2 separate regions of the Homo sapiens genome follow, and region 2 is linked to region 1. The links are chromatin contacts, found by Hi-C in ENCODE. All regions are on one chromosome and are shown on one strand. Each heading gives the region's core, a stretch centred on a gene start or an enhancer-like site at or near the end of the contact. The rest is flanking DNA. Distances are from core to core; before and after follow the strand shown. Region 1 holds the start of BMX (BMX non-receptor tyrosine kinase). Region 2 overlaps CA5B (carbonic anhydrase 5B).

Region 1 (7,682 bases), core at 3,456-5,955:
AAAAATAGCTTATGACCCTTTCCTTTGAGCCACAGAACTTTCTAGAATCCATCACAAGCAAAATACTCTCAGGCCTGAAAGGCCAATTCATCTCTGAACCAGGAAACTGGAGAAATTTAGATGAATGATTCCCCTGATACTTACCTCAATTACCCTGATAACCTTTCTCAGTTTTCAGCTTTTGTAAAGTTTTGTCTTCTGGCTGAATGGAGGCCGCTTTCTAGATCACAGTATTGGAGTAAAAATTAAAAAATAATTTGAATAACTAACAACCTCTAGTTAATGTTATGTACATTAACTAGTGTTTATGGATTAAGTGTACTGATGTCCGCAACTTACTTTGAATGCACCAAAAAATAACAATAGCAGCAATAATAATAGGAATGACAACAAAGTGAATTAATGGATGAATAGAGAGATGGATAAACGGATTGATATATGACAAAGCAAATACAGCAAAATGTCAATTGTAGAATCCAGATGGTGGTGTATTGGTGCTTTAACTTTTTTTAACTTTTCTATATTTTGAAATGTTTCATGATACAATCTTAGGAAAAAAATAATTTGAGTCACAGTGGGAATCAGAACTAGAAGGATTCCAAAATGTTATACCCCTTTGTCTACTTTCTTTGCTTCCAACTCTAGCACCTTGTACACAGTAAATGAAGTGACTCTCTGTTGAATGGAGCTGTTAAACTAAATTCCAAGCTGCAAGATCACTTCCAAAGCTGGCAGGATGCTTCCAGAGTATGAGTTGGTGATTTATTTCTGTGAAGGCCAGATAGTAAGTATTTGAGACTTTGTGAGCATACAGTCTCTGTCTCAACTATTCAACTCTGCCGTTGTAGACTGAAAGCAGACATAGACAACACTTGACAGTTTGCCAAGTAGAGGATACCATCAATGCAAAGGCCGTGGGGCAGGAATAGTGGCTGTGTTCCAATAAATTTTATTCACAAAAACTCATGGGGCTCATAGTTCGCCAACTCCATGTAGACCACAAATACTTACCTCCGACTAGAAAAACAGGAGTAAGATTGACAAAATGCCAACAGTCTATGTAAAGGTTTCATGGGTGACAGGACAGGACATGGCTGATAACAAAAGGAAACAACAAACATTTTTGTGTCTACCTCCACCTCCTACTCACCCATTTCCTTTCATTAAAAACAGGGCAGTTTGTTCCGGCACTGAACCTGAGGTTTGATATGCAAGCACCCTTAGGAGAGGTGACATGTTAATCTTCAATTCTAGTAAGTGTGAATAATTCACATCTGATCCCAACTTACAAGCAGATTATTTTAGCACCAGAAGGAATACATGCAGGAGGTAATGGAGTGACGTCCCCAAAGAAGAGATACCCATGAACAAAGTTCAAACTGCAGAGATAAGCTGTTGGAGCCCTTGTGGTCTTACTCTTTAGTGAGGAGAGACAAATAATAAAGGTAATAAATAATTAAATTATGTATTATGCTATAAGGTGATGAGTCCTGTAGAAGAAAGAAAACACAGAGCAGAGTAAGGGAGATTGGAGTGCTGGGTGGAGGGTGAGGCTGTGATATTAAACAGGGTGGTCTGCGTAGGGCTATTAGGAAGATGCCATTAGAAGCAGAACCTGGAAATGAGGACACGAGCCAGTCAGATATCTGGGACAGTTTGCCAAGCAGAGGATACTGCCAATGCAATGGCCCTGGAGCAGATGTTGCTCAGAATATTGGAGGAGTAGAAAAGATGCCAGTTTCAGGAGTGGTAAGATGAAGTAGAATAATCATGTGATGATGTTAGAGACAGTCCTAGGGGACCAGAACAGGGGGGACAAGCGAAGAGTTCAGACTGGAGAAGTGCTAAGATGTGACTTACATTTAAAGAATCACTCTGGCCACTCAGTGGAGAATAGACTGCAGGGGCAAGAGTGGAAGAAGGAGAACAGTCAGGAGACTAGTACAATATTCCCCCTGGGGGTGGTGGCAACTCAGACCAGTAGGTGGCAGTAGAGGTATTGAAAAGTGGCCAAACGGGGGTACATTTGCGGCTAGTGCTAACCTTATTTCATGAAGGATTGAACGTTTGGTGCAAGAGAAGGGTAAAAATTAAGGATGACTCCATATTCTTTAGCCAGAGCAACTGGAGGGGGAGAGTTCCTATTAGCTGAGAAGAGGAAGACTGTAGGAAAAACTAGTTTTGGGGGTGGGGGGGTGGGTGTGAATCAGGAGGTCAGCTTTGGACAAGTTTTGACATATATATCAGATATCCCAAGTACAGATGGACAAGTTGACAGTCAAACATAAGTTTGGAATTCAGGGAAGAGGTCCTGGCTGTCATAAGCATATAGATGGTGTTTAAAGCCATGAGTCAAGTGAATTTTCTAAAGTGAGAGAAAAATACAGGTCAGCCACAAGCCAGAAGGACTCTGATTATCTCATTTTCTTTCTTCCTCTCTCTCTCTCTCTCTCTCTCTCTCTCTCTCTCTCTCTCCCTCTCTCTCTCTCTCTCTCCTTCCCCCTTTCTCTCTCTCTCTCTCTGACAATGGATTCTACCAGGTTCTTTTTTATTTTAAAAATGTAAGCACAAGTAAACAGGCTTGTTCACATCATGAAGTCAAATTATCCCATGCCATGTCCCTTTAGCTGTGGCCTGCTAAAGGCTTGCATGAACAAGCTTAGGAGAAAATTCCTAAAATTCTAACTGAGTAAAGATGACAATGCAGAGTATAATTTGAGTAAATGAAGTCATATTATCGTAATAGCAGATTGCCAAAAGTTAGGATGTAACTAAACTCATGGAAAATACAGAGCCAAAGAAACAGGAGAAGTAGCAGAGGAAGTGAATGAATAGAATAAAGTAAATAAATCTGTGACATTTTGCCTTAGAGGAAACCACTCCTCCCAGCTGTCCTTGGGTGTTTTATGCCCCCAAGAAGGGATGGAAATCCCAAGAGATTGTGCCCAGGTGTTTCCACAGTTATACCGACTGTATTAGTCCATTTTCATACTGCTATGAAGAAATACTCAAGACTGGGTAATTTATAAAGGAAAAGAGGTTTAATGGACTCACAGTTCCATATGACTGGGGAGGCCTCACAATCATGGTGGAAGGTGAAAGAGGAACAAAGGCATGTCTTACCTGGTGGCAAGCAAGAGTGCGTGTGCAGGGGAACTGCCCTTTATAAAACCATCAGATCTGGTGAGACTTATTCACTGTCATGAGGACAGCACGGTAAAAACATCCACTCCCGTGATTCAATTACCTCCCACTAGGTCCCTCCCACAACATGTGGGGATTATGGGAACTACAATTCAAGATGAGATTTGGGTGAGGACACAGCCAAACCATATCACCAACTCCTCCTTCCCCTACCCTAAGTTTACTTTTTATTCTAGAATCGAACTTTTGCCATATTACCATATATAAGTTGTGAAGTAAATACAAATCGCCATGTGGAAAAGGAAATTAACTAGCAGAGTGTAGAATTAATTTATTTAGCCAGGTTGTTGTGCCACTCTTGCCCTGCTTCACCCTTAATTTTTTGAATGACTACCTACTATATTCCTAAAGAATGGAGAGCTATTTGGAATCCATCAGTGACTTTAATTTGCTATTAGAATGTAAGTTACACTCTTTTGAATTCTTCTGAAGGACTCCTTTCCCTTCCCAAAATTCTAGTTTCCAAACTGAAATATTAAAAAATATTTCTGCAAGTTATTTTTCCCATACTCTACTGTAATTAAACCACTATTTGTGGTTCCCCCCCCCCCCACACAGACACATAAGCCCCTTGAAGATGTGGGCTGCCTCTCTTCTGTTTGCTCTTGTGTCTCCAACCCCTAACGGAATGCTCAGCACATGGCAGGTTCTCAAATAAGACTTGACTGAACGAATTAATAGAAATGATGCTAATTCCATGTACACTCAAAAGAATACCTCTTTGAAAGCCAGTAGCTTCACTCTCTTCTGCCAACCCAAGACTTCTTCACATCATAGATACTTACAAATAAGTTACAGTAAGCAACAATTTATAAGTAAACACAGTGTGTCAATGCATGCCAAAAGGATGATTACTTTTCTTGGCTATCCATAGCAGGACATAAAATATGTCCTTAGATTTATTACAGATGGCCAGCCGGTATGCACCAGAGAAAATAGTGGAATGGGGGAAGCCAAAAGTTGTGAGTCTGTCATAATGATGTCAAGTGACACACTTTTTCATTGCGATCTAGGTGTACCATACCTTAGCAAAAACAATCTATTTTCCATTTCTGGATTTCTTAATAACTTAAACTATATAAATAAGCTCCTTTTCCATCATATGAACTGTTCTTACATATTCTCTGGCCTTCCTTTGTCCAAATGTTGAGTTGAAGTTTTCATTGCATATTCTCTGTGCACTTTGCATTACCTAATGGTTTCCTGGCTCATGTGAGAGAAGTCAGCGTCAGCAGTCGGGTTTTGCCGAGATATTTTCTTGTCCTTTCCAGCATAGAGCTCTACAAACAAAGGCAGGGTTATCACATGTACCCGAGAGCTGCCTGGGAAAAGTGGGAGCTATAGTTATCAAAATTGGAAACTTTATGAAGTATGCTTTTGTCTCCGTTTTTGTTGCGTTCAATCAGATCAACAAGTGTTGGCTAAGTGTTGAGCGTGGTTTCCTGTGGGATTGTGTAAGGCTCTGTAGGACAATAAACGTGTTGGGGGCACTGAGTAATGTAGCCATTTCTGACCCGGCAGCCAGGAAAATGTGAAACAATTTGCTTCTGGAAACAGGACAGCCGGGGCCGTGTTCCTGCAACAGCAGACCAAGCACCGCGGCGGACCCAGGCAAGCACGGAACAAGCTGAGACGGTGCGTTTAAGCGGCAGGTGGCTACTCAGTGTCGCATACTATGCGGAAAATAGGTTTGGTTCCCGGTGTTGTGGGGCCTGAAGTTACAAACTTTGGGAAGCTCACTTTAAGAAAAATAGTACAACATTTTTAATATGAAATTGCCAGGGCTTTCTCTGGGACTTTAGATGGGACCAGGTAATTTGGAGGCCAACGGCTGAAACTGCTATAATTTCACTGTAAATTCACTCCTTGCTCAAAATCTCAGTTAGGGAAGCTCTCAGGTTGTTTATGTATCACCACCAGTTCTACCTAGCTTTGTGTGTATTCTCTGCTAATTTTCTCCATCCGCTTCTTTAGGTATTGCCTTTCCATAGCCTTTCATATTGGCCTCATAACTGCTTCCAAAGAGACATAGAAATGTTCCTTATACCTTCTTTAACTGTGTTTTTATGATGTTACTTTAGCTACAAATATTTGCTCTTAGGTTCCTGAGGTCTCCCTAAATCAAGTGCTTTGTGTATTTTAGATGGAGATAGACAGGTGGGAGGGAGGTGAACCATGCAGTTGTACTCATATCCATATAATTTTGAAAGATTTTGTGGGCCACAATGATTTCATTGGATTTGAAAAGGAGTGCAACTTTGTGGTCCATGTAAGTGCTTCTCAAGCTTTCCTGTGCACGTGGATCACCTGGGGATCTTGCTAAAATGAAGATTTGGCTGCGCGAGGTCTCGGGTGGGAACTGAGAGTCTGCATGTCTAATGATCGCCCGGATGATGCAAGTGCACGGACCACACTTTGAGTCACATCCAAGTATTTATTTGTAGGAAATATGGTGGCACAAATACACAGTCAATAAGGGTATGGTTCAACCTCATTTTATGGTAACTCGTCTCAGGATGGAAAGTCTGCGACAAACCTACTATGTATGGACTGGTGTTTGTTGACATGGCAATACATGAGGAGGTCTTCCTGCCTCCCATTTTCTCCTATACCCAGGAGCTGGGGACAGAGGGATGAGAAGTAAAATTTTATCATTAAGGATCATTATTATTTCACTGTCTTTAGTTTTTTAACTTTTTATGGTCCTTTTTAAAACTTTGCCTATGGAGTGATCAGAAGGGACATAAGCTTTTAGAATATCTACTAGGGTGTTGGGCATTAGGCTGCCATTTTCTCTTGACTACTTGTAACCCTTCGAAGTGGTTATTGTTTCACTGCCTTTACAGATGGGGAAGCTGAGGTTTAGCTGGGTTAAGTAACATGACAGATTCCATAGAGACAGAGCAGGGATTCGAACCCAGCTCGGTGCTTTCACTTGCACTAACCGGCATCATGAAAGCAGTGTTACATGTTTAATTCAGCATGAGATGCTAGCTCATGGATTTATTACTTTTTGCTTTTCTCCTAAGGAAGTTGCCCAGAGAGAGTGCCCTAAGCAGAGGAGAGGGAGCAGAAAGAAAGAGGTTACTGAAAAGAAGAAAAGACTTAGAAAAGCTCTATGGGGCACTGAAGATTAATCTCACACCTAAAGCAAAACTTAGCTCCAAAAAGACTAGCATTAAGATTCTTGCCTTCTTTGTGAGAAAATGATCTTCCCAAAGTGTCTGGTTTTTATACACTTATTTTGGATCAATTAAGGTATGATGCTCCAAGATGCTGAGAATTTGACTGTCAATGTTAAAAGATTTCTGTCCATATCATGCCAAGATCAACTTTAACTTTCCCTCTCCTGCATAACATCATGTGAAATAAGGATCTGTCAGGTTCTGTGAAGCCAGTATTTGTCTTTGGCCAGCATCCTAAGACTTTTTGAACCACTTTACTTGATCCTCAGTCAAACTTTTTGTTCTTGTTTAAACCTACCATCACATTTTGTTCAGTTATTTAGCACGAAGATAAGCGGGCCTGGCATTTGGACAAATATTTGAAGATCAAGTTTGTCACAGGGCCCTCCAGTTTCCCTTCCAGATCCCACCCCACTTGGAGCGTCTTCCCTTTCTTTCCCACCCTTCCTGCTCTACTGCCCTCCCACCACATGTATTATTTTAACATCTTGACACCTACAAAATCTTTAGCTATATGGCATGTAAAGTAAGAGAGGATAACTAAACCAAGTCAAAGGGTAAGGAATTGCTATCCTTATCTCTGAATTTTAAAAGATAAATCTTTAAAGACACCACCCTGAGCCAGTCAGGGAATACACTTCCTGGTTGAGGGAACTATCCAATGGCCACTTAACTAGATAACCCTGTCTCCCTTGGTATCCTGTTTCCTGCTCCCCTTCTGTACCACTGAGAATTTATTCCAACTTTTGAGGTTGTATGTTCTTACCTATTTTCAGAATGTGGTTTCAAATTTTGCTATTTAACACTGCCTTTCAGCAGGAGATTCCTATCGAAAGATTATAGGTAACATCTTTCTGATATTTCCAATAAAATGTCTCTTGCACTGGTCTGTTAAGACTCAGATTTATGGGTAGTTTCACCAAACTATGTCCCTTAGCAAAGCTGTAGTATGTTTGGCTGAACACACAGATATCTCCTACTCTGTTTACTGCCATCATGGAGTGGATGGTGTACAGGTATGACACCTGAAGCTGGCTCCCAGGGCCATGCCTCTTAGGTCACTGGTTAACAGTACTGGCTAAGTCACTTAGGCTGCTGGGGCTCAGTGTTACATCTGTAAAATGACTTCTAGGTTTCTTATAAGATTTGACATCCTATGACTGCCTTCCTGTATTTAGGTTAGAGCAGTCTCTGGTTTAGGAGGGTCACACAGCAGGCATGTCCTTCTCTAGCATTAGTAGCGTGGTCACGAATATGGGATGTGGAGTTAGACTGCCGGGATTCAAATCTAGC
Region 2 (7,682 bases), core at 1,844-4,343, 260 kb after region 1:
TATCTTCAGCTGCCTGGGACTGACAAATAGCCCTGGAACTGACCATCAGGAAATGTGGGCTGTAGTCTCCTGTGCTGATAACTGCACAGGTATCCTGTGGCTAATGGACTCAGCATCCAAGTTCCTTTTATAGCCCTGATGATGCTCTAACAAGGCAATTTGTGATTCTGCGATCATCCTCAACCAAGTCATATGGAGGGTCCCTGTGTATACACCCATCACTGCATTAAGGCCAAGGCCTACACGGATATCTTCAGTAACATGAGGAAGTAGCACATCCCTCATAAAAAGGGCAGTGCATAGCAAGGGACCAGATAAAAAGCACATGAGGGTATAAGGCAATGCTTTCCGGTAGATAAATAACGTAAGCCACAAATATGAGCCGTATGGGTCATTCTGTATTTTCTAATAGGCCAGGTACAGTGGCTCATGCCTGTAAGCCCAGGACTTTGGGAGGCCAAGGTGGGACGATCGCTTGAGGCCAGGAGTTTGAGACCTGCCTGGGCAGCATAGCAACACCCCATCTCTACAATAAAATAAAATAAAAATATGAGTAATTCTATATTTTGTAATAACCGCATCTTAAAAAGTGCAAGTTAAACAGGTCAAAGTAGTTTGACTAATATACTTTATTTAACCAAATATATCTAAAATATTATCACTTTAACATGAAATGAATATAAGAATTATAAATGAAATTTTAATATTATTTATTTTGTACTGAGCCTTTGAAGTTCCTGGTATTGTACATTTATATAGTACATCTCAATTTAGACTAGCACACAGGGACAGTGCTACCATATTGGGGAGCTCAGGAACAGAGAGAATAGGTGTTGAGGAGTAAGAACAGTTGAAAGATGCTTTATTTAAGGTGGGAGTGTCAGAGAAGGGGCTTGAACTGACCTTGAAAGCCTAGTAGAATTTTAAGGAACAAACGAATAACAGATAGATACGATTAGGTGAACCTAAGAAGTGTTCAGGGTAAACCAGCTTGCCTGGTAGAGAGATGGTGGCTGTGAGGTAATGGGTAGAGAGCCTTGGTATCAATTTGTTTGGTTTTCTGTATCAGTAAAATAAGCATTTAGTACCTCTTCTGTGCCTTGTACCAAGTAAAGCCCTGGAGACTATAGAAAAAGTGGAGGACACAGACCTCATGGGCTTGGAGTTGACACAGGCCCTTTGGGCAGATAAAGCAAACACAGATTACCTGAGGAATGGTTGGATGCTAAATGGTATGAAAGCAAATTCAGTGTGTGTTCAGAAAAAGCAAAGCTCAGGATGGTTGGAGAATATGTCATCAGGGAGATAAGACTTGAACTGGAAAAGATTTCTATAAGTGTTAAGGAAAAGGAAGGGCTTCTAAGCACAAGCCAAAGTGGGGCTAAAGGCCAGGTGTGGGGGCTCATGCCTGTAATCCTAGCACTTTGGAAGGCCAAGACAGGAAGATAGCTTGAGCCCAGGAGTTCAAGACCAGCCTGGGCAACATAGTGAGACCCTATCTCTACAAAAAATTTTATTTAAAAAGTTTTTAGCCAGGCGCAGTGGCTCATGCCTGTAATCCCAGCACTTTGGGAGGCCAAGGCGGGTGGATCACAAGGTCAGGAGATCGAGACCATCCTGGCTAACACCGTGAAACCCCGTCTCTACTAAAAATACAAAAATTTAGCCGGGTGTGGTGGCGGGCACCTGTAAGTCCCAGCTACTCGGGAGGCTGAGGCAGTTGAATGGCAGGAACCGGGGAGGCAGAGCTTGCAGTGAGCCGAGATCGCGCCACTGCTCTCCAGCCTGGGCAACAGAGTGAGACTCCGTCTCAAAAAAAAAAAAAAAAAGTTTTTAAAAACCAAAGTAGATGGCCGGGTGCAGTGGCTCACACCTGTAATCCCAGCACTTTGGGAGGCCAAGGCGGGTGGATCACGAGGTCAGGAGTTCAAGACCAGCCTGGCCAAGATGGTGAAACCCCATCTCTACTAAAAATACCAAAAATTAGGCCAGGTGCGGTGGCTCACGCCTGTAATCCCAGCACTTTGGGAGGCCAAGGCGGGCAGATCACAAGGTCAAGAGATCGAGACCATCCTGGCTACTGAAGACATGGTGAAATCCCGTCTCTACTAAAAAATAGAAAAATTAGCTGGGCATTATGGTGGGTGCCTGTAGTCCCAGCTACGTGGGAGGCTGAGGCAGGAGAATCGCTTGAACCTGGGAGTCAGAGGTTGCAGTGAGCTGAGATCACGCCACTGCACTCCAGCCTAGCGACAGAGCGAGACTCTGTCTCAAAAACAAACAAGCAACAACAACAACAACAAAAACCCACAAAAATTAGCCGGGCATGGTGACAGGCACCTATAATCCCAGCTACTCGGGAGGCTGACGCAGGAAAATTGCTTGAACGCAGGAGGTGGAGGTTGCAGTGAGCCAAGATCGTGCCACTGCACTCTAGCCTGGGTGACAGAGCGAGACTCCATCTCAAAAAAAAAAAAAAAACCCCAAAGTAGACATAAACTTGTGTAGGCAGGCAGTTGTAAGAAGAGTAGCATGCTAAGGGGAACAGCATGACAAGAAAAGTACATAGGAACACCAGAGTTTGGGAAGAATGAGGAAAATGAGATTAGATAAGTGAGATGGGTTCTAATAGGAAAACCTGGGCATTGAACATAGAAGTTACAACTTGATATACTGTTTTTAGCGTAGGAGCAATGTGACAAAGGTGGTTATTTAGGAAAATTGCTGAGTGGCAGAACTCAGGAGTAGAGGAGAGTTAGAAAAGAGGAAAAGCAACCAAGAGGCTTTGTATGAAGTCTGGGGGTTAGGGTTCTGAACTAGGCCGCTGTTCTGGGAAAGGTGAAGAAGAGATAAACCTGAATGATTCTTAAAGAAAAATAATGAAATAAAGCAAAAAGGAGAAGCAAACTGTCTTATTCTGTTTGGGCTGCTATAACAAAGTACCTCAGACTAGATAATTTATACACAACAGAAATTTGTTGCTCACAGTTCTGGAGGCCAGGAAGTCCAAAAAACCAAGGTGCCAGTAGATTCAGTGTCTGATGAGGGTTCTCTTTGCTTCAAAGAATTTGCCTTCTTGCTGCATCCTCACGTGGTGGAAGGAGCTCAGAAGCTTTCTCAAGCCTCTTTTATAAGGGTATTAATCCCGTTCATGAGAGCTCTGCCTTCGTGACTATGTCACCTCCCAGTGGCCTCAGCTCTTAATACCATCACCTTGGGGAAAAGGATTTCAGCGTGTACATTTTTGGGTTTTATTTTTTTATTTTTATTTTTTTATTTTTTGAGACAGGGTCTTGCTCTCTTGCCCAGACTGGAGTGCAGTGGCACAATTTCAGCTCACTGCAACCTCCGCCTCCCGGGTTCAAGAGATTCTCCTGCCTCAGCCTCTCAAGTAGCTGGGACTACAGGTATGAGCCACCACACCCAGCTAATGTTTTGTATTTTTACAAGAAATGGTGTCTCCCCATGTTGGCCAGGCTGGTCTCAAACTACTGACCTCAATTGATCTGCCCACCTTGGCCTGCCAAAGTGTTGGGATTACAGGTGCAAGCCACTGCTGCCTGGCTAAATTTTGAGGAGACGTATACATTCACACCATAGCACAAATCTTCCCAGTGATGCTCCTCATCTTATTCCATCCACAAGTATTAACCGAAAGCCAGCTGGCTTACAGAGCAGTGAGGAAGGCAGATAATTAGACACATACGCATATAATTATAACTGCACCTATGTAATAAATGTCATGAAAGAAAAATCGGAGTGCTATGATTTAAAAATTATAATATGAAGTGATCATATTATAAGAGAGTAGCCAGAGGTCACTTTGTCAAGGAGGTAACAATTAAGCCCAAGACCTAAAGATAATGGGAGCCAGCCCTGAGCCAAATGAGGGGTAGTTGATTTCTGTGGAGGAGGAGCACGAAGAAAGGGACTAAGGCAGGAATGAGCTTTCCGTGTTTCAAGGGCTGAAAGAAGGACAGTGCCAAAGCTGGGGAAATAGGTGGTTGCAGCAAACTGAATGTTCATGACCCCCTAACATTTGTGTGTTGAAATCCTAACCACCAAGGTGATGGTATTAAGAGGTGGGGCTTTGGGGAGGTGATTAGATCGTGAGGGCAGAGTTCTCATGAATAGGATTAGTTCCCAATATAAAAGAGACCCCAGAGAGCTCCCTCGTACCTTGTACCATGTGAAGACAGCAAGGAGGCTGTCTATGAACCAGAAGACAGGACCTTGCCGGACACCCAGTCTGCTGGTGCCTCGATCTTGGACTTCCCAGACTCCAGAACTGTGAGAAATAAATTTCTCTTATTTATAAGCCACCTAGTCTATGACATTCTGTCATAGCAGGCTGAATGGACTAAGACAGTGCTAAAGCACAAAATAAACCAAACCTAGGACTACTCATATAAACAACTAAAATCAAGCACTTCCTCAACATGGAATCCTTTGCAGGGCTTTTGTTGCCCATCAGCTAGAAATTACTGACACCTTTTTTTTTTTTTTTTTTTTTTTTTTTTTTTTGAGTCGGAGTCTTGACCTGTCGCCCTGGCTGGAGTGCAATGACACAATCTATCTCAGCTCACTGCAGCCTCCACCTCCTGGTTTCAAGCAATTCTCCTGCCTCAGCCTCCCGAGTAGCTGGGATTATAGGTGCGCACCACCACGCCCAGCTAATTTTTTGTATCTTTAGTAGAGATGGGGTTTCACCATGTTGGCCAGGCTGGTCTTGAACTCCTGACCTCAGGTGATCTGCCTGCCTCGGCCTCCCAAAGTGCTGAGATTACAGGCATGAGCCACCGCACCCGGCCAACACTTTCTTAATGACAGTATGCCTTTGTTAGCATAAACCACAGTTGATAAAATCATTATCTGTTTATTTCATTTTCCCTATACAAGAAGAACCTGAAAATGAAGCTTCTGTTAGACCACTTAATCATCTTATTTTTGAGGTAAAATATGAGCAACAACCAGGAAATTGTTTCGATCTGATTTTTGCTTAAATAGAGGAAAAGGAAGGGAGTAGGAGAGAACAAAAGTGTCAGTTTATCTTTAGCAAAACAAACCCTTGGCAAAAAATTGGCTTCAGTAAGGGGGCAGTGACCAAGGACCCCCTCCCCACACAGTGAGTTGGATGGTCTAACCTAGATGGTCTAGTTTAGTAAAGGAGGAGGGAGGTGGGTAGGAGGAAAGAAACCTTCTGGAAGCTGAACTTGTAAACTCAAGGGCATAAACTGATCTTGTCATTATGGTCATTAAAGAGCAATTGAAGGAACAGGCTCAGTTTTCTTGGGCTGGTATTTGCATGAGTGTGAGTGTTGATACTTCCCATTTCATGCATGAGATGGGGAAAAATTAAGGATGACCAAGGCGTCGTCTTAGGGACCTAATCACTCCAGTTCTTCCCTAGTTGTCACAGGAGACCCTCATTGAATGGCTTTGAAGAGTGTGTACTCTCAAATTATCAGCCACAGTCTGAGTGTCTCAGAGGGGAAGGTGCATAGTCTCTTTGTGTCAGGAATCTTTACAAACAGAATCAGGGCCTTTCAAGGGCTTTCTAGAAGTTAAAAAATTAACACAATTTGAATCATTTTTCAGATCATTTGAATCCTTTCAAGTCATTTGAATTTGAGCTTTTCCCCCCCAACAATGGCAGTTGGATATGTTACAGGGCATATGTTTATTTTATTTTTTATTTTTGCCTTTAAAAGAGATGTTTATTCATGATGAATATGAATCCAAGTGTTTGGGTGGATATAACAGAACCAAATGTAACAGAAATTTAAGATCATCTTTCCCTCTAAGATGAAAAATACGGTATATTATATGTTATTGGATAAAATTACTAAACATTTTTAGACCCTGAGGTTGTATATTTTATGATGTTGGCTGCTGCGTAGTTGCCATGATTGCTTTTTCAAATTGTTAATTTCTTTCTTTTTTAAAATTTCTATTTTTATTTTACATTCAGGGTTTACATATGCAGATTTGTTACATGGGTATATTGCATGGTGATGAGGTTTGGGCTTCTATTGATCCTGTCATCCAGATAGTGAACATAGTACCTAATAGGATGTTTTCCAGAAGGGCATATGTTTAATAAGATACCACAGGGCAACAAAAAAGGAGGAAGATGTGGCTCCTGCCCACAAGGAATTTGCATTCTAATTAGATTATGACAGTATGGCCCAGATTCCATTTCAGATGTGCCAGTTCATGTGCATTTTCCATTTTAGTTTTCTGAAACAGAAACTTCTTGTTCTTTAAAGTTCTTGTTCTTCACAAGTTGTTTTATACTGAGGAAAGAAAAAAACCCAGAACATTGGGTTCAGACCTCTCCAGAGATGACAGTACTGCATTATATGAAGAAATAGAAAGAAAAGAGTATTATGAGTTTGCATGCACCTTTTATCTTTAGACCAGGGTTTATCAACTTTGGCACTATTGGCTTTTGGGTCAGGATGCTTCTTTGTCTTGTCGGGGGGAGCCCATCCAGGGCATTATAGGATCTTTAGCAGCATCCCTGGCCTCTAACCACTAGATGTCACTAGCACCCTCTCCCAGTTTTGCCATCTGAAAATGTCTCCAGACATTGCCAAATGTTTTTGGGGGACTGAATTGCTTTCTCTGTTGAAAACCACTGATTTAGGCACTCTCAGGAGAGCTCTTTGTCTGTATTGCTGGAGCATTTTTATAAATAAAACAAAACAAAACAAAACACTGAGGTTAAGATACTGACTTACGGTCAGGCGCAGTGGTTTGCGCCTGTAATCCCAGCACTTTGGGAGGCTGAGGTGGGTGGATAACTTGAGGCCAGGAGTTCAAGCCCATCCGGGCCAACACAGCGAAACCCCATCTCTACTAAAAATACACAAAAGTTAGCCGGGTGTGGTGGCATGCGCCTGTAATCCCAGTTACTCAGGAGGCTGAGGCAGGAGAATTGCTTGAACCCAGGAGGCGGAGGTTGCAGTGAGCCAAGATCATGCCACTGCACTCCAGCCTGGGAGACAGAGCAAGACTCCATCTAAAAAAAAAAAAAGGTATTGACTTCCGGCTTTCAGCAATTACCGAAGGAAGAGGATTATCTGCTCTGTCAGAGTAAACCAGAGGCAGGTTTCTGCTTTTCATGGAAATAGGAGATGATGCTGCCATACGTGAGGGATTTGACAGAGTAACAAAACAACTACCTTAGTCTCATCCTTATTCTTTTTTTTTTTGAGACAGAGTCTTACTCTGTCACCCAGGCTGGAGTGCAGTGGCGCAATCTCGGCTCACTACAATCGCCATCTCCCGGGTTCAAGCGATTTTCCTGCCTCAGCCTCCCAAGTAGCTGGGACTACAGGCGTGTGCCACCACACCCGGCTAATTTTTAATAGAGACAGGGTTTCACTGTGTCTCGATCTCCTGACCTCGTGATCCGCCAAAGTGCTGGGATTACAGGCATGAGCCACCATGCCCAGCCAGTGTCATCCTTATTCTTAGTGGTGGGGCGAGATGCAGAGGGTCGTTGGTAATTATTTCCTTCATGTTTCTCCTAGTTTTCCTGTTGTTCTTGATTCTACCCATCCATGGTACTTCTAAAGGACAGGGAAATGGACCACCCCAAACTGATGTACATTGGTTCTGCTCATCACACTTGGGGGTCTCAACAGGCTGATCTGTGTTATCAGCAAGTCTGCTGA

The links. A loop is a pair of places that touch in the nucleus more often than their neighbours do. Pooled maps may share reads with other maps.
Region 2: a loop to region 1 is called in a map of naive thymus-derived CD4-positive, alpha-beta T cell, with 4 times the contacts of the local background. The contact joins the enhancer-like site here to the promoter of BMX in region 1. A Hi-C loop is called at or near these places in 2 of 168 maps with a recorded cell type or tissue (lower leg skin and naive thymus-derived CD4-positive, alpha-beta T cell) and 7 of 50 pooled maps.

What each region holds. Positions count from the first base shown.
Region 1 is chrX:15,496,102-15,503,783 of GRCh38, forward strand. It overlaps BMX (BMX non-receptor tyrosine kinase), which reads left to right and starts at 4,706. Exons shown (of 19, transcript NM_203281.3): 1 at 4,706-4,839.
Region 2 is chrX:15,755,243-15,762,924 of GRCh38, forward strand. The region is part of intron 2 of CA5B (carbonic anhydrase 5B); the gene reads left to right. The region is part of intron 5 of CA5BP1-CA5B (CA5BP1-CA5B readthrough); the gene reads left to right. Among named protein-coding and RNA genes, the nearest start is that of CA5B, 21 kb to the left of the region's middle. Within about 2 kb of position 3,094, at least 3 of the 41 ENCODE cell types and tissues checked have a DNase peak (open chromatin) inside an H3K27ac peak, as active enhancers do.